Linked DNA regions of Homo sapiens: regions 1, 3 and 4 are each linked to region 2. Evidence: chromatin contacts called from ENCODE Hi-C or POLR2A ChIA-PET data. All regions are on one chromosome and are shown on one strand. Each heading gives the region's core, a stretch centred on a gene start or an enhancer-like site at or near the end of the contact. The rest is flanking DNA. Distances are from core to core; before and after follow the strand shown. Region 1 holds the start of EXOSC9 (exosome component 9). Region 2 holds the start of BLTP1 (bridge-like lipid transfer protein family member 1). Region 3 holds the start of BBS7 (Bardet-Biedl syndrome 7). Region 4 holds the start of ANXA5 (annexin A5).

What was found. Hi-C counts contacts between places; a loop is a spot of excess contacts on that map. ChIA-PET counts read pairs that join two places held with the same protein, here RNA polymerase II (POLR2A). Pooled maps may share reads with other maps.
Region 1: a loop to region 2 is called in a map of B cell, with 12 times the contacts of the local background. The contact joins the promoter of EXOSC9 here to the promoter of BLTP1 in region 2. A Hi-C loop is called at or near these places in 7 of 168 maps with a recorded cell type or tissue (B cell, CD8-positive, alpha-beta T cell, Caco-2 and 3 more), 3 of 37 single-sample maps with no recorded cell type and 28 of 50 pooled maps. POLR2A ChIA-PET finds 5 or more read pairs at or near these places in 2 of 52 experiments (common myeloid progenitor, CD34-positive and naive thymus-derived CD4-positive, alpha-beta T cell).
Region 3: a loop to region 2 is called in a map of B cell, with 17 times the contacts of the local background. The contact joins the promoter of BBS7 here to the promoter of BLTP1 in region 2. A Hi-C loop is called at or near these places in 10 of 168 maps with a recorded cell type or tissue (B cell, CD4-positive, alpha-beta T cell, CD4-positive, alpha-beta memory T cell and 5 more), 14 of 37 single-sample maps with no recorded cell type and 28 of 50 pooled maps. POLR2A ChIA-PET finds 5 or more read pairs at or near these places in 3 of 52 experiments (CD4-positive, alpha-beta T cell, WTC11 and activated T-cell).
Region 4: a loop to region 2 is called in a map of CD14-positive monocyte, with 9 times the contacts of the local background. The contact joins the promoter of ANXA5 here to the promoter of BLTP1 in region 2. A Hi-C loop is called at or near these places in 5 of 168 maps with a recorded cell type or tissue (B cell, CD14-positive monocyte, CD4-positive, alpha-beta T cell and 2 more), 16 of 37 single-sample maps with no recorded cell type and 31 of 50 pooled maps.

Annotation. Positions count from the first base shown.
Region 1 is chr4:121,798,258-121,803,889 of GRCh38, forward strand. EXOSC9 (exosome component 9) reads left to right here and starts at 3,066. Exons shown (of 12, transcript NM_005033.3): 1 at 3,066-3,233; 2 at 3,570-3,664; 3 at 4,417-4,536; 4 at 4,658-4,760. The coding sequence starts at 3,168. RefSeq lists enhancers at 2,255-3,058, 2,867-3,136.
Region 2 is chr4:122,150,981-122,156,079 of GRCh38, forward strand. BLTP1 (bridge-like lipid transfer protein family member 1) reads left to right here and starts at 1,351. Exons shown (of 88, transcript NM_001384125.1): 1 at 1,351-1,604; 2 at 3,045-3,132. RefSeq lists an enhancer at 642-1,443 and silencers at 1,266-1,455, 1,526-1,605.
Region 3 is chr4:121,869,187-121,874,969 of GRCh38, forward strand. BBS7 (Bardet-Biedl syndrome 7) reads right to left here and starts at 1,288. Exons shown (of 19, transcript NM_176824.3): 1 at 1,092-1,288. The coding sequence starts at 1,127. It overlaps BBS7-DT (BBS7 divergent transcript), which reads left to right and starts at 1,465. Exons shown (of 1, transcript NR_186650.1): 1 at 1,465-3,660. It overlaps TRPC3 (transient receptor potential cation channel subfamily C member 3), which reads right to left. Exons shown (of 12, transcript NM_001130698.2): 12 at 5,295-5,783. RefSeq lists an enhancer at 989-1,218.
Region 4 is chr4:121,693,666-121,699,213 of GRCh38, forward strand. It overlaps ANXA5 (annexin A5), which reads right to left and starts at 3,315. Exons shown (of 13, transcript NM_001154.4): 1 at 3,198-3,315; 2 at 2,916-2,959. The coding sequence starts at 2,924. RefSeq lists a silencer at 3,264-3,683.

The DNA.
Region 1 (5,632 bases), core at 1,816-4,315, 350 kb before region 2:
TGTGCCACCATGCCCAGCTAATTTTTGTATTTTTAGTGGAGACGGGGGTTTCACCATGTTGGCCAGGCTGGTCTCAAACTCCTGACCTCAAGTGATCTGGCTGCTTTGGCCTCCTAAAGTGCTGGGATTACAGGCGTGAGCCACCGCACCTGGCCTCCACCCATTAATTCTTTCACCAGATGTGCTAAGTAGGCCATTCATCCTTTGATTCACAAGGTACACTACCAGTCTCAGTGGGTGCTACAAAGGTGAAGAAGACATAGACTTTATACTCTAGTAGAAATGTACTAGAATTCCTTCGGACACACTTTTACAAAGACCAACTCAAATGTATTGGCTCACTAGAATCGCATGGGGTCAGGAAAGGGCATTTCTCCAAGAAATAGAAGGCTGCTGGTCAGACAAAGCAACTGATGTTCAATAAAGAGAATGCACACTCAAATAGTTTGTTGAGAACTAGGTTATTTTTAGACAGATCATCCAGATTAATATGCTGATTCCAACTGATTCTTCTTTTAAGAACAGAAGGTGAGGCCAGGTGCGGTGGCTCACTCCTGTAATCCCAGCACTTTGGGAGGCCAAGGTGGGCGAATCACCTGAAATCAGGAGTTTGAAACCAGCCGGACCAACATGGTGAAACCCCATCTCTACTAAAAATACAAAAATTAGCCAGGCGTTGTGGTGCATGCCTGTAGTCCCAGCTACTTGGGAGGCTGAGGCAGGAGAATTACTTTAACCTGGGAGGTGGAGGTTGCAGTGAGCCAAGATCATGCCACTGCACTCCAGCCTGGGTGACAGAGTGAGACTCTCTCAAAAAAGAAAAAAAAAATAATAGAATGTATCACATTACCTGACACATTATCTGAACCTCTTCTTAACCTTCCAAACTTATTTTTCCCTGAAATCATGAAACAAATTTTCCTTTGGCATTCAAAAATTTCTTATAAACACAAGGTTGTAAAGTACATATATTTTAGGATGGTATGTAGATGTAAGTGGAGATGGGTCATACACCTTTGGATTAACTCGAAAATAAAAAGACAAAAGCAAGAGTGTTTAAATTAGAATATAAAAGTGAAAGTAGAAAAGAACAGTGGAAATTCAACAAAAGTGGAAGGAAAGCAAAGTAATCAAGCAGCAGTTTCAGAAAAGCAATCTGTCATGCTGAGTTTGGGCAGTTTCATGGGAAGCCTTTGCCAACCCAACAAGAAAGGAGGAAACTAACATTTGAATAGCTATCATGTCCAAAATGTTTCATCAGATGCTTTCATTCAGACCACTTAACACAGAATAATTGTTATTTCCAATCTGAAGATACAGAACCCCCAAATCAGAAAGAATATTTAGCTCACTCCAAGTTCATTTGAGCTGAACTTTATCTGAAGCCAAAGTCCATTCTCTTTCCATTACCAAGCTGCCTTGCAGTAAATAACAGGCTATTTCAACAAAGGTCTATTTCATCGCTGAAGGGAAAAATTACCAAATGGCCACTGAAAGAACTCAAGGATTTAAATGAAGAACTTATCAACCAGGAGTTCTGGTATGAAACTGTACTATAAAAATGAATTCATGTTGCTAAAGAACTTAAGTGGTTAGTACCCTGTAATCCCCTTGCCGATTTTGAAAATTAATCATTTCTGTCCACTTTCCTCCTTCTTCACAATTTCTCTCTCCAGACCATGTGGAGCTCATCTCATCTCAGTTTTTGCATATGTTACTCTTTCTGCTTGAAACACTTTTCCTCTCCAGATGGCATCAAGGGTGCTCCTGCTCAACACCAAAGATTTACTTTACTTTAATGTCACCGCTACAAAGTCACCTGTTCCTGCAACTACCCCTATTAAGATAGCATTCCTATTCTCAGAGAGCACTTAACACTGTATGAAATTGTTCTATTTGTTTAGGGTTTTTTGCCTTTTCCAAAAAGAATATAAATTCCTTGAAAGGATCTTGTCTACCCTGTTTCTCCAGCACTTAAATTATTCTTGGACAGAGTAGGCCCTCTTCAAGTATTTATTGAGTACATGGATTGCAAGTGGTACAAAGTGAGACTAAAATGTATCACTGGTAGAAAAAACTTGTGAGAAGCTACCAAAGAAGCCAGAGAAAGACTGCGTAGGAGTTACAGTGCCTACCACCTCTAAAGCAAAAGGAAACAAAATAATAATATGCAAACACTTAAATAGTGCTTATTCCATGCCAGGCACTGTTCTAAACATTTTATGTATATATTAACTCATTTTTATTCCTCAGAATAAATAGGTTTCTCACTTCCCCTGCTTTGTTTTTGTTTTTGTTTTTTTTTTGCCGGTGAGTAATGTGAAGCACACAGGTTAACTTGCCCAGGGTTATAGTAGTTAATGATAGCCTTAAAATTTGAACCCTGGCAGTGAACACTTTTTAAAACTACTATTTGATACTGCCTCTCCAAAAAAGCTGAGTGGTTGGCAGCATGGCCCCGCTAAGGCTTCTCTGTGACCGTAAAAAAAAGTCTATCGACTTAAAATAACTGGAGAGGGGATAAGAAATAAACGGTGCATTTACTTTCAGTCCACAGTAGTAGTAACATCGTTAGTTACTACGTGCGAACATTCTCCATTCTCATCAACTTCTCAGATCCCACAAGATTTCACCTTTGGCCACAAAAACATCCCATTTCACCAATTTATCTTTCTCCCCCAACCCTTATGCCGCCTCATTCCAGTGTTTGTTCATTTAATCTGCTCCAAATCCTGCATCTGCGGCTTTCCAGGGACCAATGTCAACTCATCTGTGAAATTGCAGAAGTACATGTCTAGTCTCCACCCCGTGAGAGGACTGAGCAAAGGGTGAAGTGTGCGAGCGGTCTACTGATAATAATTTCTATCACTCTCATGGTTATTTTAAGTATCCTTTTCTCCTCTGCACTTTATGAGAAAAGAAACGGAACTTCACGTTCAGAAACGGCCTCCCAAAGCCGCAATGGCTTCTCGCAGCTCGCTGGCCTTCCCCAATCACGCTTTGAGTCTGCGCAGTAGCTGCAGCCCAAGCCATTTCCCATTTTTCCGCCGCCGCGCCTTGATGACGTAATTTTCCTGCGCCTCGGGGCGAGCAGCGGCGCGCAAGGAAAGATCGGGTTCCGTTTTTCCCGCGGATTCTGGTGCCTGTGGGGCCGGTGACCCAACACCATGAAGGAAACGCCACTCTCAAACTGCGAACGCCGCTTCCTACTCCGTGCCATCGAAGAGAAGAAGGTATGGTTTGGTGCCCGCAGAATTGCGCGCTGCGTGGGCGCTCGGGTCTCAAGGTGTGGACTGATACCTGGCCCGCCTGGGCCCGGGGAGCTACTAGGGGAACGACCGGCACGTTCACCCCATCCCTCAGGCTTTATTTATTTTTTTTCGACAGGTTCTTTTCAAGGCTCCAGTCACCGCAGCAGTTGTCCATGCTGTAGTTTCCACTTTCCTGTATGGGCGGGCTGGTTAGGATTCCACTTTCCCCCAAGTGCTTAGCCCAGGGCCAGACAAAAAGTAGTTGCTTAAGAAATACTTGTTGAAGGAATAAATTAATGAATGAATTTGTGCTTACAGCGGCTGGATGGCAGACAAACCTATGATTATAGGAACATCAGGATCTCATTTGGAACAGATTACGGATGCTGCATTGTGGAACTTGGAAAAACAAGGTAACAGGATTTAAATGAGATACACATTCGGAAGGGAGAAGTTTGAAAAAAGACCTTATTGACTTGGTTGTTTATAAAGCAGCTAAGAAGTCTGGACAGTATTCTTTGTTTAGCTGACAAAAATAAGTATTTTTTTATGCGAGATTTTTTGCTTTTGTGGTCACACTTGAACTTTTTAATCATAAACGTATTTTCTGTCACGTATCACATAGTTCTTTTCTGACTTCTATAAATCGTATAGACAACTAGTAGTGATCATATGGAATTTGTTTCTCACACTAATATAGAGATCTTGAGCATCTTGTCATTAAGTGTACATCCTGCTTTCTTTTTCCTGAGTGACATGAAAATTAGGTTTTCAGATATTCATTTGAAAGTTGTGAGGCTATTTGGTCACATAATGGTGGTGAACTATGCCATGTGAAAACCTTTAAGAAATCTCAGGTTTTCATGCCATCTTGTATCAATAAATACTTGCTTTAGAGGTAAAGGTCACTGATTTTTAAAACAATCTGTGGAATAGTAAACATTGTAATAAGAAGAGAGGTGTTTTTTCTGTCGTGTTTTTAGTTGTACCAATTTATGTTTTATTTCTGTGTATATTATACTTTACATATAATTTTTATCTCCTATGATTTATTTGGCTGAGTATGATATTACTCACATTAAGATTGAAACTTGTTATCTGTTTCAGTTTTTTGTTTTGGAAGGAGAGTCTATTTGGTTAATACTTTGTAACTTTATCTTTGCAGAGTTCTTGGACAGGTTTCCTGTGAACTTGTGTCTCCAAAACTCAATCGGGCAACAGAAGGTATTCTTTTTTTTAACCTTGAACTCTCTCAGATGGCCGCTCCAGCTTTCGAACCTGGCAGGTATTTAAATCTTTTTCTTAAGTTGCTTTAGTCATAGGAGAACCTAACAGCAGTGAGCTTTTGTTTTAATACCTGGTGTTATATTTCATGACATTAGCCCATTCCTATTTTCTCCTTATAGGCAGTCAGATCTCTTGGTGAAGTTGAATCGACTCATGGAAAGATGTCTAAGAAATTCGAAGTGTATAGACACTGAGTCTCTCTGTGTTGTTGCTGGTGAAAAGGTGGGGAATATGCCCATAATTCTTAATCTTAGGATGAATACTGTTGATCATGGATCCCGGTATCTATCCTTTTATTCTCAGAACTTTAGTTAACTCAGTATTGTACTGGTTTGCTTCACTTCAGATGTTCTTGAGTGATACCCTTAGAACTTTGTGCTACCTCTCTCTCTCTGAAGGGACAAAAAGGGTGTCCCTTCAGAGGACACCCTTTTTCTTAAAGGTTTCTAAAAGGTTTTCACCCTTTATCTTAAAAGGGTGAAAATAGCAACTTAGATTTTTGTGTAAAAATATTTTATTCAAAGAACTTGTGGCTTTTTCATATAATCTCTCATTTTCTACATGAGTTCATAGAAGCAGGTAGTTTTCCTTTTTCATGCAGAACTCAAGAACAGATGAAATCCTTCATTTGGATAGGTTTATCGATTTACACAGGGCCACACCATGTCAGTGGCAGGGATAACTTTGAAAATCTTAGTCCCAATAAATTGTGCTGCATTAGGATATTAGAATTTTATTTTATTTTATTTTGTTTTATTTTTTTGAGATAGAGTCTCACTCTGTTGCCCAGGCTGGAGTGCAGTGGTGCAATCTCAGCTCACTGCAACCTCTGCCTCCCCTGTTCAAGCGATTCTCCCACTCAGCTTTCCGAGCAGCTGGAACTACCGGCGCCTGCCACCACGCCCGGCTAATTTTTGTATTTTTAGTAGAGATGGGGTTTCACCAGCAGGCTAGTCTTGAACTCCAGACCTCAAGTGATTCACCTGCCTTGGCCTCCCAAAGTGCTGGGATTACAGGCGTGAGCTACTGTGCCTGGCCAGAATTTGATTCTTGATTAGGGTATTTTGACAAGCATTTTCATCCCAGAGAAGTCA
Region 2 (5,099 bases), core at 101-2,600:
AACTTCCAGATTCCCACAGTCCCCTCACACGGTTACAGAAAGGCCATAGTGAACTTCCTTCTCTCCTCTCCCCTCTGCTACAGTGCAACTTAGTTTCAGTTTAGTTTTTGATTTGGGGAACTTGAACCATCTCTAGGTAATTTCTAGTCCAGAGAACTTGTACTTGCACAATGTCCTTCTTGGGCAAAATCCGAAGTTTGGCTGTAGCAAATTTGAATCCTTGTGGTGGTTCCCTTATTACAAAACAAAGATTGACTAGAAATCTTCCAGATGTTGAAAAAGACAACTGAAATTAATTTCTTTGTAGAGGGGCAGAAATAAACTCTAAAGAGTTAATTGACATAAGGCCAGTACCAGTGTCCAGGTAGCAGAAGGAAGTAACTAAGACAGTGCATGCTTTTCTCCTTTTGGTTTTCATCCAGTCCTTCCATAAACCACTTCTGTCTGGGCCTCTATTTCCTTATATGCAATAACAGTTAATTGTTGTACCTCGTGTGTTTTCTGGCATTATCTTAAATTTGGTTTCATATCTGTTCCTTTTGAGGTGAGAGTGGAACAGCCATGTGGAAATATTAAGGTTGTAGTAAGTACCTCAGCTCCGGAAAGAAGTCAGAACTAGAGATTTAGACATTTGGAACTTCAGAGGCAGTATACAGTAATACTTTGGAGCCACATTTCTTGGGTCCAAACCCTGGTTCTCTAGCAAGTTATTTAACCTCTCAGTGTCTTAGTTTTTCAATTTGTGAAATGGAGATAAACGGGGATGAGAATAGCCTCACAGGATTTTGGAAGGATTAGTCAATAAGCCCTGCTAAACACTGTTTACTATTGCTAGTATATAGCGCAGACAAATAAATATCTGCGACATTCCTCTAATTCCAAGAAGTCGTTTGCCTTGGTTCACCCGCTAAATAATATTAAGAGCCTTTCTCTTTAAAAAGAGGAGCAGCAAATTACTTTTCATTAATATCATCAGCATAATAATAGACTTAGTTGAGAGATTCAGCGTGGCAGCACTTCACACAATCGAGCTCTCTTATTGATCATGTCATAACAGCATCTCTATTTCTTAAGGACTCATTTCACGTCATACACCCATCCGATGCTCCTTTTTCGTTAGCCTCCGTCTCCTAAGTGGGCTTATCTGTCTCCTGCTATCAGGAAGGCACTAACTTTTCCTTTGGGTTGTTAGGGTAGCAAAGTGATTTTCAAATTCAGGGTTCTGGCTCCTTCTGCAGCCCAGAGAGGAGGAAACAGGGCGGGACGCCGCCGGATTCCTGGGCAGGGCTTGAGTGGCGCACCTCGAGGCGCCGGCGACGCTGGCGTGTGACGTTGCTGCCTGACGCAGGCGCAGTGCCGCCCGGCCTCGGTTGGGACCCCTCCCCTCCTCCTCCGCCCCCTTGGGTGTCGGTGGCTGCGGCCAGGGTCTGGACCTGGGCGGCGGCCCCGGGCGGCGGGGCTAAAGGGTGTGGGCACCGGCAGAGCTTCGCAGGCTGCATCCGGCTCGGTGCTGCTGCCGTCGCCGCCCCTGCCGCCGCCCAAGGCCCTCGGCGTTCCCCGGAGAGAGGCCAGAGGGATTTCGGGCTGCCTCGGCACTCGCCCAGGTGAGGGGATGGGCCGGGCCAGACGGGGTTGAGGTCGTCAGCCCCTTTTTCCAGTGTCTCTGGAACTCAACCTGGTCGGAGTCTGAGAGCTTTGGCTTAGTAGTGGCTGCCTGCGGCGGCGACTCCTTCATATTCCTTTGCCATCCTTACCTACAGCCCTGGCACCTATAAACCGAGGGTTGGAGGTCAGTGGCAAAGTCTGGAAGGGCCATGGCAGTCGGATGGCTGGGGACTTTGATACAGGAGCAGTTCCTGCGGGTGATGGTAAGGCGCTCCACTTGCTGGTGTGTGGACTCGGCAGGAAGGACCGTGCACCCGCAGGCTCGGACTGCAGCCTTGCCAGCTGCACTGGGTTGTAGTAGACCCCATGCTGCTTAATATAGGGTCGGTTGACCGAGGGCGGGGAAGCCTTGGAACAACCCCCGCTTTCTTCTCTGGGATTGATGTGTTTTGTATTCTGAATTGGTGCTTGCTGCACTGCACTCTAGAAGACTACGTTTCAGCAGAATTTCCTATTGGTCAAAGGAAGGTGAAGAGAAGTTGATTTTTCTTCCGGAGAGTATTAGTTGTTGTCGTTTTTTTTTTTTTTTTTTTTACCTTCCTGTTGGCCTTAGTGTTGACGTTTGTTAAAGGTAAAAGTTCATGTGAATTTCCTTTTTAAGGAAATCATGGGCTTTATAACTGTCTAAGCGCCTGTAAGTTTCAACCGGTTTAGTGGTTTCTGCTTTCACCCTGTGCATAGCAATGAAGTTGTTTTATTCCAAGTTAAATATACAAAGTATAAAAATAGATGAATAACCAGAATACTTTGTAACTATTGAGTGGTACATATAATTATGTGCATATATTATCACATTTAATCATCAAAACAATCCTATAATGTAAAGTCTACTATTCCCATTTTCTAGATGAAAGAACAGAATAGACCTACAAAGTAACATGTTCAAAGTCAGAGCTGTGACTGAAACCAGGTAATCTGACTCGTTTGCAGTCCCTTAGTCAGTATGCCATACCAACTCCCAAGCACCCTGTGATTTTGCAAGATTTTCATTTGATAAAAAGTATGCCAGGAAGGACATTATGGCACTGTTCTTGCCGGCAAGGACCCAACAGTTTGAGAGAAACTTTCTCAATGTGCATTTTGAGTTATGTTTTAAACATAGGATTTGATCTCTAGGACCTTTGATTACCAAACTCATGCTCTTAAGTACAGTGGTTTTGGAGTCTTTGGAAGGCTTCAGTTTGGAAGTTGTAGTTTTATTTTATACTTAGGAGTATTTGTTGTTTGGAAACTTTAAACAAGGAAACGTAATATTGGACTAAAAGAGTTTCGTCCTGTTTGTGCATGATTAAGTAACGAAATCATATAATCAGAAATGGTTATGCTGCTCGTAAAGCCAGAATACCTTGTATAATTAGTTAAAATGCCATACTTTTCAGGTTTGTTAAGATGAAACACTGCAGAAAGGCTATCTGAAGAAAAGTAGAAGGAAAAACAGAACGTTGCAAACTCTGGAAAAAAACTTGGGTAAGTATTTTTGGCTAAGTTTTAAAAAGGTCAAATTTTCGGTTAAAGACTTTTTTTTTTTTTTTTTTTTTTTTTTTTTTTGAGACGGAGTCTCGCTCTGTTGCCCAGGCTGGAGTGCAGTGGTGCGATCTTGGCTCACTGCAAGCTCCACCTCCCGGGTTCACGCCATTCTCCTGCCTCAGCCTCCCAAGTAGCTGGGTCTTCTGACTTTCTGCTTCAGTTGTGGTTTAATCTGCCTATATTGCTAGGGAATGGGGGTGGGGTGGTGGTGATATGTAATGTAACCTGTTAGTCATTTTACTTGACTTTTGAGCTATTGATACCTGATTGACAAATTAAGTCATGTGCTTAGCCTGTGCATTGGCAGGAGAAAGCAGGGAAATCCTTTGCTTAACAGGTGTCAAAATTCTGTTCTCTCTTTTGCTTGCTCTTTAATCTACCTATGTTTGTAAAGTGTTTTAAGAAGAAATTGAGAAAATGGCCGGGCGCGGTGGCTCACGCCTGTAATCCCAGCACTTTGGGAGGCCGAGGCGGGCGGATCACAAGGTCAGGAGATCGAGACCATCCTGGCTAACATGGTGAAACCCCGTGTCTACTAAAAATACAAAAATTTAGCGGACGTGGTGGCGGGTGCCTGTAGTCCCAGCTACTCGGGAGGCTGAGGCAGGAGAATGGCATGAACCCAGGAGGCAGAGCTTGCAGTGAGCTGAGATCGCACCACTGCACTCCAGCCTGGGCGACAGAGCGAGACTCCATCTCAAAAAACAAAAATTGAGAAAATGAAGAAAAGTAGTTGACTTTTGGTTTGTTTTTCATAGAATATTGTGTATGGCTGAACTCAAGTATATTTTTTATGAATTCTACAGAGAATAATGGAAGACATGATCAAAGGTGATTAAGAAGCAGTGTAATTCATTTCATAACTAGCTATTGAGTATCATGTGTCAGACATCCAGGCTTCTGGTAATAGAGCAATGGTCTTCATGGCCCTGGAGAACACTACAGTAGTGCATTTTCTCTTAGAAGGTAACATTTTTTGTGAATTAATATGTTTTCTTTATTTGATAAGCAAGTATGTTTTTGGTTTATGTAAGAGACTAGAAAGTGAGCATTACTCATATAGTAAGAATTTATAATAAATTTTATATTATTTTAGTTGGTAAAGCAGGATTCTCTATGAATGCTGCATTAATGTACAGTGGGAAGCTAGGATTTTTTTTTTTTTTTTGGAGACACAATTTCACTCTGCCTCCCAGGCTGGAGTGCAGTGGCGCAATCTCTTCTCACTGCAACCTCTGCCTCCTGGGTTCAAGTAATTCTCATGCCTCAAGCTCCCGAGTAGCTGGGATTACAGGCATGTGCCACCACGCCTGGCCAATTTTTGTATTTTTGGTAGAGACAGAGTTTCACCATGTTGGCCAGGCTGGTCTCGAACTCCTAACCTCAAGTGATCCACCCGCCTCGGCTTCCCTAAGTGGTGGGATTACAGGTGTGAGCCACCGCGCCTGGTGAAATGAGGATTTTTGTAGACTTAATTTTAGCATACTGTATTTCATATTAAAGATAATATGGGAGCTTAGCAAAATTAATTTTTTAATTTGAGAAAATTTTGAGGAACTTGTATAGAAGATACATGGTCAGATAGGGAACTGTTTAGGTGATGAATTGGAGGGAGGTGAGCTTTGAAGACTGGTGATTAGTTAGAGGCTATTATAGTTATCCAGGTGGGAAATGAGAACTGCAGTGCATATTGGAATTAAGAAATGGAGATGGATTTAATAGATGTAAAGAGGGTAGATGGATAGGATTTAGTGGGCTTGAGGGAAAATGAAGTCAGGGTAGTTTCTAGCCACCATCATCTTTATGCATATGTTAATGTTTAATAAATACTTTTGAGATGCTTAGAATGAATTCTCTGGCTTGGGAAACTGAGTAGATTCTGGGGCCATTTACTGAGGTAGGAAGTG
Region 3 (5,783 bases), core at 38-2,537, 280 kb before region 2:
AAGTACATAGCATAAACCCCTAGAAAATTGACTGGGCAAACATTTGTACCATTAACTAAAATGAGGTGGCCTAAAAATATGATGAGGAATTGGGGTAGAGAGAATTTTAGGTCTGAAAGAAATTCTGAAAGGCAGTGTAGTGTAACAAAAATACACCAGTTCTGGAGTCCGAGACTTTGATTCAAATAGCCACTCCCTAATTTTTAGCTATTAAGCAAATTACTTGCCTTCTCTAACCCCTTAGATCCTCATTTATAATATTGTCTACTTTGCAAATTCTTATGAGGATTAAATATGTTGGTAGGTATGCTAAATTCTTAGAATAAGCTAGATGCACATTAAACTGTTGTCATTGCTTTTTTTCCCCCTTTCGAGACAGTCTCGCTCTGTCGCCCCAGCTGGAGTGCAGTGGCATGATGTCAGCTCACTGCAGCCTCCGCCTCCCGAGTTCAAGCGATTCTCCTGCCTTAACCTCCCGAGTACCTGGGATTACAGGCGCCCGCCACCACACCGGGCTAATTTTTGTACTTTTTGTAGAGAAGAGGTTTAACCATGTAGGCTAGGCTGGTCTCGAACTGCTGACCTTAGGTGATCCGCCCGCCTCGGCCTCCCAAAGTGCTGGGATAACAGGCGTGAGCCACTGCCCCCGGCCCGGTTTTCATTGCTTTTACCATGATCTGCCTGGTGCGGTACAGCTCACAGTAAGAAACAAGTGCCTGGTGCTCCGCAAAAGGGTCCGGGTAGAGATGGAGATTGAGGATTAGAGGCCCTCAGGCAGCCACGGCTAGGGAGGAGGAGAAGGGCCCTGGGGGGAATCCGGGATGAGACAGTGTCACATTTTCAGAGCATCCTCAGGACCCGGCAGAAGCCAGTACCGTGGGGGCTTGTGCCGCTTTTCCCCGGTCCCCTCGGACCGTCACAGACGAAAGGGAGCTGCCCAAAGGCGGGGTGCTGAGAGGTCGGCACCCAGCCCGGCTCCTTCGCCTCCGCACCAGCTCCTGGCGACCGAGACTTTCGTCAGTGGAAGGAAGGAATCCTCTCCGGGTGCTGGGCTTGCCCAGCGCGGCGCCCGCCCTATCCCTTGGGTTTACCTGCAGATAATCCATTCGGTTTAAAATCAGATCCATGATGACTACGCGGAGGGGCTAAGCAGCGCCGGACAAGAACAGGAGGGACAGAGGCTTCGGGCCCGCAGGCCTCCGACCCAGTCAGAAGGCTGCCCGCGCCCCTCAAAAGCCAGCCCCAGCTACCGCGCCTAGGTCCTGGGCTGCACAGGCGGGGCGACAGGGCAGTGGCGTCCTGCGTGACGTCAGTACGCTGCTGCGAGGGGCTCCTGGAAGAAGATGAAGGCCCGCCCCTTTCCCGAAGCACCGCCCACTGACAGCGTGTTCCAATCAGAGGCGGAGAGGAACAAAAGAGGCGAGGTCCGGGAGACCCATACAGGGCGGTTTCCACAGAGACCCCAGACGCAGTCTTGGCTCCACCCTCACCGCGGCCCAGGGCTAATACTGGACTTCTTTCCTTATCGCTGTAGAAAAAACTAGATAAGCCTGCTAGATTCTGACCGATTTCACTCTGACATTGGAAAGGGTCCTACAAAGAATTAGGTTCCACCGTTATAGGTGCTAGCTTACAGCAGCGGTTCTTAGACTTTTGGCCTTAGGACTTATTTACAAGACTCTTAAAAACCGTTGAGGAGCACAAAGACCATTTGCTTTTTGTGGGTTTTCTCTCATTTTTAATGTTTTTTTTATTTCAATAGTTTTGGGTGTACAGGCGGGTTTTGGTTACATGGATGAGCTCTTGAGTGGCGAATTCCGAGATTTTAGTGTACCCGTCACCCACCAGTGTACACTGTACCCAATATGTAGTATTTTATCCCTCACCCCGCTCCCAATCTCCTCCCTACCTGGAGTTCCCAGAATCCATTATATCGCTCTGTATGTCTTTGCATCCTCATAACTGAACATGCAGTATTTGGTTTTCTATTCCTAAGTTACTTCACTTAGAATAATGGCCTCCAGTTCCATCCAAGTTGCTGCCAAAAGATATTATTTCGTTCCTTTTTATGGCTGAGTAGTATTCAATGGTGTATATATACTACATTTTCTTTATCCACTCGTTAGTCAATGGGCACTTAGGTTGGCCCCATATCTTTGCAATTGCGACTTATGCTGCTATAAACATGCGTGTATATGTGTCTTTTTCCTTTGGGTAGATACCCAGTAGTGGGATTGCTGGATTGAATGGTAGCTCCACCTTTATTTATTTATTTAAGGAAACTTTATACTGTTTTCCATAGTGGTGGTATTAATTTACATCCCCCAAGCAGTGCAAAAGTGTTCCCTTTTCACCATATCGACACCAACGTATATTTTCTAAATTTTATTTTTTATGTTTATTTTTTTTTTTTTGAGACAGAGTCTTGCTCTTGTCCCCCAGTCTGGAGTGCAATGGCACTATCTCGGCTCACTGCAACCTCCGGCTCCCGGGTTCAAGTGATTCTCCTGCCTCAGCCTCCCGAGTAGCTGGGATTACAGGTGCCCGCCACCACGCCTGGCTGATTTTTGTATTTTTAGTAGAAACAGGGTTTTGCCATGTTGGCCAGGCTGGTCTCGAACTCCTGACCTCGTGATCCGCCTGCCTCATGGCCATTATTGCAGGAGTAAGGTGGTATCTCACTGTGGTTTTAATTTGCATTTCCCTGGTGATTTAGTGATGTTGAGCATCTTTTCATGTTTGTTGGCTATTTGTATATCTTCTTTTGAAAAATGTCCTTTGCCCACTTTTTGATGGGATTGTTTTTTTCTAGCTGATTTGTTTGAGTTCCTTGTAGATTCTAGGTACAAGTCCTTTATCAGATGCACAGTTTGAAAATATTTTCTTTTACTCTATGGGCTGTTTACTGATTATTTCTTTTGCTGTGCAGAAGCTTTTTAGTTTATTTAGGTCCCATTTATTTATTTTTGTTTTTGTTGCATTTGGCTAATGTCCAAAAGAGTTTTTCCAATGTTATCTTCTAAAATTTTTGTGGTTTCAGGTCTTAGATTTAAGTCTTTGATTCATCTTGAGTTGATTTTTGTATAAGGTGAGAGATGGGAATCCAGTTTCATTCTTCTACCTGTGGCTAAACTAGTTTTCCCAGCACCATTTATTGAATAGGGCGCCCTTTTCCCAATTTATGTTTTTGTATGCTTTGTTGAAGATCAGTTGACTGTAAGTACTTGGCTTTATTTCTGGGTTCTCTATTCTGTTCCATTGGTCTATGTGTCTTTATTTATTTATTTATTTATTTTACCTGTACCATGCTGTTTTGGTAACTTGCCTTGCAGTATAATTTGAAGTGTGGTAACGTGATGCCTCCAGATTTGTTCTTTTTGCTTATTATTGCTTTGGCTATTCAGGCTGTCTTTTGGTTCCATATGAATTTTAGAATTTTTTTTTTAGTTCTGTGAAAAGTAGTAATGATATTTTGATGGGAATTGCACTGAATCTGTAGATTGCTTTGGAAAGTATAAAGACCATTTGTTTATATGAGTTACCTATTGATTTTTACCATATTAGACATTAGAACTGAAAACAATTAGTGTTTTTTAAAAACCTATGACAAATATCTTAATGAAAAAAATATTTTCCAAAATAAAAAAATAAAATAACTGGTACTGTGCGCAAATCTATTTTCTGTCCATTTTAATAGTAGACAGGAGGAGCTTCAAATCTGCTACTGCATTCAATCTATTGTTATATGTTGTTTTTGTTCATGTATATGAAGAAAATTTGGTCCAAACTCAACAAGTAGTAGTTTTTTGAAAGGTTAGTTGCAATGTGAAATGTGACTTTGTTACACAACATCAAAAAATTCCATCTGTTAGTATCACCATGGATCTCATCAGTAAAGTCCCGAGTATGGGAGATCTGTCAAACTTAGATGGTGAATACATATTTTCCAAAATTCAAATTTGTGCTTGAAAGTTTGAAATTTACACATTGGCAAGAAATGTCGATTGTTTTCCTTGAACTGATAGGTTCCCTTCTTGAATTCACAAGAAAGTAAATGCCAGATATCTAAGTCTGAATAATCATAATTTGTGAGTAATTCCTTCAAATAAAAAGTGTCCCATGAAAAAAGCAGGAAGTTCAGCTAGCAGCTCAATCCCACAAGTGCTTTTCCTTGAGACAACTAATGTATTTCAGTATTCAGTAGAAGGATTTTATACATACTTCTTATGTCCTCACATAGAACATTTAAAAAGACATATTCAAGAGTTAAGATGTAATAAATGAGGGCTGAATCAGAAGAAAGAAAAAAGAAAAAAAGATAATATTAACAATGTTGCTGCTTCGTTAAGAACATTTTTATATGAAATGGTTTTTGTTTCCTATCAGTGCATGTTATATAGAATATGGTGTCTACTAGTACAGTTTGGAGCCACTATTTTGATTTATGCTTAAGCACTAGCAGTATTAACCACCATTGTTTCGGTACCATCAGTGCAAATGTCAGCAGAGTGAAATGGCAAATCACAACTTAGTGTTATGAAAATAGTTTCAAAATTGCAGACAGCTGTGAAAAGGCCTCAGGAACCACCCCTGCCCCTCGGGGCCCCACAGACTACTACTGACCCATAGTGACCCAGGATTTAAGAGCTGACATTCTTTGACTCACTTTCATCGGTCCTTCCTTAATGTGCATAGAGCTCTGCCTGGGGAAATACAGATAAGTTCAGATACAGCTACTTTCCTGATTCTTGTGGTTTTTCTTTTTCTTTCTTTCTTTTTTTTTTTTTTTGTAGAGATGGAGTTTTGCCATGTTGCCCAGGCTGGTATTGAACTCCTGGGCTCGAGTGGTCCGCCCACCTCAGCCTCCCAAAGTTCTGGGATTACAGACATGAGCCACTGTGGTTTTCCAGGAAAGAGTTCACAAATAATTGTGAAACAAAAAGAATTAAATCCCTGAGAAGAGGTGCTTCTTAAGAAGAGAAGTTATTTACTGCAGCAATATCTGAAAAAGTTTTCCCTGTGTTCCAGACAATTATATCTCTGAGGCTAAAATAATCCCACATTAAAATAGACAATACATGTAGATGGGTTAGCTGTTCAGCAATTTGGGGGAAATATATATCAATTTAGATTCAAGAAAAAAATACAAATAAATTTTAGAAGTCAACTGAAAAATAAAGCCATAGAAAAGACAGAAGAAAATAGAATTGTATAGCATTTTACAGAATTTTGGAGGTTGGAGGATATAGTATTAGTTTGCTAGGGCTGCCATAGCAAAGTAGTACACACTGGGAGGCTTTTCAACAACAGAAATTTATTTTCTCACAGTCTTGGAGTCTAGAAGTCATAGATCAAGGTGTCAGCAGGGAATAAAACCGATCTTCAGAGGCCTCTCTTCTTGGCTTATAGATCGTCATCTTCTCCGTGTCTTCACGTGGTCCTCCCTCTATGTCTGTCTGTGTCTCATCTTGTCTTTTTATAAGCACACCAGTCATATTATCTCATTTTAAATTAATTACCTCTTTAAAGACCCTATCTCCAACTATAGTTATAGTCTGAGATACTGAAGGCGAGGACTTTAACATGAGTTTTGAGGGGACACAATTCAGCCCATAACAGAAGGAAACTGATCTCAAAAGGAATAGAAGAAACCACAAAGGAAAAAAGCAGATATGGTGTTACATGCCTGTAGTCTCAGCTATTTGAAGGCTGAGGCTCAAGATTGCTTGAGCCCAACAATCCAGCCTGGGCAAAATAGCAAGGCCCCATCTCTAAAAAACAAA
Region 4 (5,548 bases), core at 2,065-4,564, 460 kb before region 2:
AGCCAAGTAGTTTTTGATCTAGTTCTTTCTCAGCAGCCAAAATGAACTTAAGAGTTAAACAGATAAGGAACCAAGAGAAATCACCAGGAGCAGCACAGGCCACGGGTAAACAGGTAACCCTGATCTAAGATCCCAAAAGTGAACATTAGCTCCAGAGAGACTTGACTTTAAAAAATGAATGGCATGAAAAGATGCAATCAATATCCAGTCAGCTCCTCTGGAAGGAGTTTCATCTCAAATTTATTTATTTACATTTATCCTGCTTGCTCGGCACAGGGCTTTTTTAAATTATTATAATAATTTTAAACCAACCGAAAATATTTCTGATCAAACCTTGTAACTTAAACATATACCATAGAGATAATTCTGATGTTCATGAGAACACTTGGACACAGAAAGGGGAACATCACACACCCACACCGGGGCCTATTGTGGGCGGGGGGGAGGGGGGAGGGATAGCATTAGGAGATACAGCTAATGTAAATATTGAGTTAATGGGTGCAGCACACCAACATGGCACCATGTATACATATGTAACAAACCTGCATGTTGTGCACACATACCCTAGAACTTAAAGTATAATAAAAATATATATATAATAAAAAATAAATAAAAAATAAACAAAAAAATTCTGATGTTCATGAAGCTTCTAATGAACAATTACGTAGCCTAGTTTTGCCTTCATGACATTCTTACTGCTCAGACGCCGCACCCAACTTTAATACTAAACTTTTTTTTTGAGACGTAGTCTCACTGTTGCCCAGGCTGGAGTGCAGCAGCGCGATCTCAGCTCACTGCAACCTCCGCCTCCCGGGTTCAAGTGATTCTCCTGCCTCAGCCTCCCGAGTAGCTGGGATTACAGTTGTGCACCACCATGCCCAGCTAATTTTTGTATTTTTAGAAGAGACGAGGTCTCACCATGTTGGTTAGGCTGGTCTCGAACTCCTGACCTCGTGATCCACGTGCCTCAGCCTCCCAAAGTGCTAGGATTACAGGCATGAGCCACCATGCCTGGCCAATACTAAATATTTTAACAAAATGTTTTACTTTCATGATTTCCAAAAATAGTAACAAAACTAGAACAAAATTTAACACTCTGTATCTTTTTTAAAACATTACTTGTAACTTTTATGATTAGTAAAAACTGTAGTTTTGATAGAAAACAGTCTTGGTGTTATATTGTCATAGGGCTCAGGTACATAATTTTATATGCAAACCACCATTCTCCTAGGTTTTCTATACACATGGCCTTTATGATACTAATCATTCTTTGAAATTATTAAAATTAATGTCCACAACTGGAAAATATGTTCGCTTATACTATTTGGGTAAACAGTCTACATAATGAAAAGGAATTGATGGACCCTCAGACATCACTGGGGAACTTACAAGAGATTCAAGAAACTGCTAAATGAGCAAAGATAGAGGGAATTATTATTCGATGCTTGTTAAATCTTCATGTACATCACCACACCAGCATATCAAGATAGGAAAAATATTACTCAGGAAAGTTAATTCCACATAAAAGTATCCTTTCTATGGAGAAGAACTTAAACCAAACTTTCCACTTGAAGTAATATGAGAATTGGTTTACTGTAACATTTAAGTGCAAAAGAGGAGGTAAGAATGGGATCACTGTGTAAGTTTCATAAAGTAATCAACTAATCTTAATCCTCCCATTTTCACTTGGAAAGGACCAAGAAACCTTTTTCAATTTTGATAAGTCAATCTGATAAAAAGTGAACTATAAATAAGAGACAGCATTGTTTTAGCAGTTAAAACACTTGTTTAAAAAAAACTATCTGGACTCTGACAAGCCGGTTAGATTGACAAGATCTGTGAAATCAGTTTTAGAGTTTTTAAGCCCTGGTATCTTATTCACAAAAGACTGTATAACATGGTCAATATTTAAAGACCTTAAACTATCTTCTCTTTCCTACATTTTTGATAAACATTAATAACAGTAAAGAAACCAGGCGCAGTGGGATTACAGTCCTGAGGCCGAGGCGGGAGGATCACTTGAGGCAAGGAGTTTGAGACCAGCCTGGCCAACATGGTGAAACCCCGCCTCTACTAAAAATACAAAATTAGCTGGGCATGGTGGGGCGCCTGTAATCCCAGCTACTTGGAAAGCTGAGACACGAGAATTGCTTGAACCCGGGAGGCAGAGGTTGTAGTGAGCGAGATCACTACGTCACTGGACTCCAGCCTGGGCGACAGAGTGAGACTCCGTCTCAAAAAAAAAGGAAAAAAAAAAAACAGTAAAGAAAGCCTGTAGTAGATTATCAATTTCTGAAACAGTCCCAAGGCAAATTCAATTGAGAACTCGTTCCACGAGTTCATTGCTTAAGAAAAACAGCGCTTGTGTTTAATCTTTTGGATTAAAAAAAAAATCAGAGCCTACGTCCTACAGTTTTAGTAAAACTGGGCTGAGCAACTGGAAAAAGCCAATGCTCAATCACAGTATTAAAATACAGAAAACTTTGCGGAAAAAAAATAAAGGAAGTCGGGGGGCGGGGTGGGGGGGGAATGCGTTCGCCTCACATGACCACGATGAGCTGTTCTTGCTCCGGTTCTAATTTGAGCTACTCTCTGGATTTTGGGGAAGGCCCACTTTTACACATTCACTCATGAAAAGGGAGCGCACACAAATCCGGCCACGTCACCAGCTGTTGCGCGCGAAGGCAGCTTGGCGGCGTCGGTGCTGGTTCCGGAGGGCGCTCAGCGGGAAGAACCGGGACACAGAAACGGGGGCAGGGAAGCAAAGGGGGAACAAGAAAAGTGGAAGCGATGTCCCCAAAGCAGGTTCCCTTTCCTCCTAAACTTTTTGGCTCTCAGACAAATCCTAAAAGTCCCTCGTCGCAGCATACAAAGTTGTGGGTAAATCCAGCGCAGTGGGGGGCGCACGGCCTTACCTGTGCCATGGCGACTACTCAGGTCAGGGGAAGGTGAAGCAGGACTGCAAAAGAGAAGAAACCTCGGGCTTAGCGCGCCATTTGCAACTCGTGCCCTCCCCAAGCGCAGGTCCGCGGGGACCCGGCGGCGCTCAGACAGCCCGGAGGGCCCCGCCACGGGGCCGACCCGCCCTCTCGCAGCTACCGGGACAGCTCTCGGCCGAGCGTCCGCGCGAATCCAGTGCCCCGCGACCACGCTCTCCTCTCCAGAAGGAGCCCCCTCCCCGGGCTGCGACCACTCACCCAGACTGTGGGACCCAAGTGCCCCGAAACCCCGGGAGAGCGGCGGAGAGCCGGGCGACGGTACGCGGGGCGACGCCGAGATGCAGACGCTGAAGGATCCGGCAGCTGCACCTAGACTGATCCAAGCAACGGAAACGCCAGCGGCCCCACCCCGGCCCTGCCCGGCTTGGCCCGTCCCACCCCCGCCAGGGCCCCAACCGCAGGCCGGCCGCGCCAGCCGGGCCCGCCCCTGCCCCGGCCTCAGCGCGCCTGCGTGGGTCGCGGCTCGTCCCAGTTGGTCTCCCGCGGCGCGGACTGTCCCGCTGGTCTCGCGGGCCTGGGTGGGGAGCGGCCGCAGAGCTGCTGGAACCAGGAGGAGGCGCCGCTCCCCCGAGGGCCCCGGAGACCTCTTGTCCTCGCGCCGCGGGAAGGGCCTGGGGAGCTGTCCAGGGCTCGGGGTTTTGGAGGTGCTTGAGCCTCCCTGCCCTCTGTGACCGCAGGAACCGTAGCCTCACTTGGGTGCTCAACATAGTGCGTGGGCGTCTTTTTGGAGGCGAGACAAAATCATCGCAGCTAAGGACAGCGCGCCTTTGTCGATGGGATAGAAAAAACGTGAAAGGAGGGCCGTTTCCCAAGTTGTTTTTGTTTCTGTTTTGTTTTGTTGTTTTGTTGTTGTTTTAATGCCTATTATTGCTTCCTAGATGGCCCTCTCTTAAATGTACAGCCTTCTAGTAGCGTATGTGGGCTATTTGAAAACCTCTGCTTCCAATCAGTTTCTGTTTTCAAAACTAGCCTAGAACTTTAATATGACTTAAATTTGAGCAATGCCTCATATTGGTTCAACATAAAATATATGAGTATATGAGAGAGAGGGGGAGGGAGGGAGAATCTACAGCGTATTGTACTAGCATGGTGCTGTGTTCTGTGAAAGGGCTTTATATGCAAAGCAGCCCCCAAACGCGAAGGAGTCAAGAAACCAAAGAACGAGACAGACAAATCCAGTCTGTAGGTAATAGGGGTGCTATTGGAGGATGTGGTAGACAGAAGCGTGGCCTTGGGCGGCGGCAAGCAGATAAATTTCTGCACTGTTACTCCCCAGACCCTGGCCTTATATACCGTAAGGAAAGAGTATACTGCTCTGTGCAAGACAATTAAAGGCAGCCCTCCGGAACAGGTGAGAATGCCGTATGCTTCATAGCCTACAATGTGGGCAATAGCATCAAGGTTGACATGTTCTTATGCTAAGGACAGTTTAAAAAAAAAATCCTAGGAATCAGGAGGTATTCATGGGACTGGGGTTATTAAAGGTCAACATGGCGGATTAGCATCCGGGATATAATCACTTTTGTCTCCATATGCTGGAAAAGGAAAAGTAGAAGACACAGGGACCTTCTCAGACTTACTGGTGTGGGGAGGGAAGGTGCCAGGGCAGAGGGGGCAAGAGGACAAGTTTGCGACACTAGATGCAGTGTTCTAGACATATGCTAGAATGGGAAGGGCAAAGTGCTTCTCAACGTGGAGGTTAAGGGTAAGAGATGAGGATCTAGTCTTCTTTGAGAATGAGGAAGAATAAATTAAATGGACAGCAAATGTGGTTCTTTGTATAGAACTTCTCATTCGCTTTCACGTGTGAACCACATGCCTATTCCAGCCCTGACAAAGTCACAACAGAGTGGTTGTTCTCTGGGAAAGGAGGCAAAATTGCAAAATTTGTGGAGCTTGCCAACCCCATCACCCCCACCCCACTGGCGGGTTGCCTTTCCTCTGGGAGCCTCCTCTCCACCAGCCCAGCTGTCTACTCAGCCTCAGGCTCTCCCCAAGTCAGCACCTCCCCCGGGTTTTCTTTACAGGTATTAATATATCTGAAGGCAGCCCTTTTCTGAGCATCTGTCTCCGTTGCTCCAGCTTTTCTACTTTCTCTCTGCCCTGCACCAAAAGCAGGACCTGTAGTCTTGCCTAGAGCATTCTTTTTTCTCACCCATATCCACTTGAACTCAGTTTGCTTCTCTCACTTTCTACTCTCACATTAATGGAGTTAAACAGGACCTCAGAGATCCTGTATTTAACAATCATTGATTTTACAGGGACATGAGACTCATCATGGGTTAGTGACTTGCTCTATGTCCTGCAGCTAAATACTGACAAAATCGATGAGTTATTGGACTCAGAGTCTTGAAATACTCCAGGTAGCATTTCTTTCACTTCCAGTAATATCAGTTTATTCAACTCCTACTCTGGACCAGGCACAGATCTAGGTGCTGGGGTAAACACGGCAAGTGAAACAAAGGCCTTGCCCTCATAGGTCATACATTCTGGTGGAGGAAACAAACAATAAACAAGTATCTAATATGTCCTGTGTGATGCGTGGTATA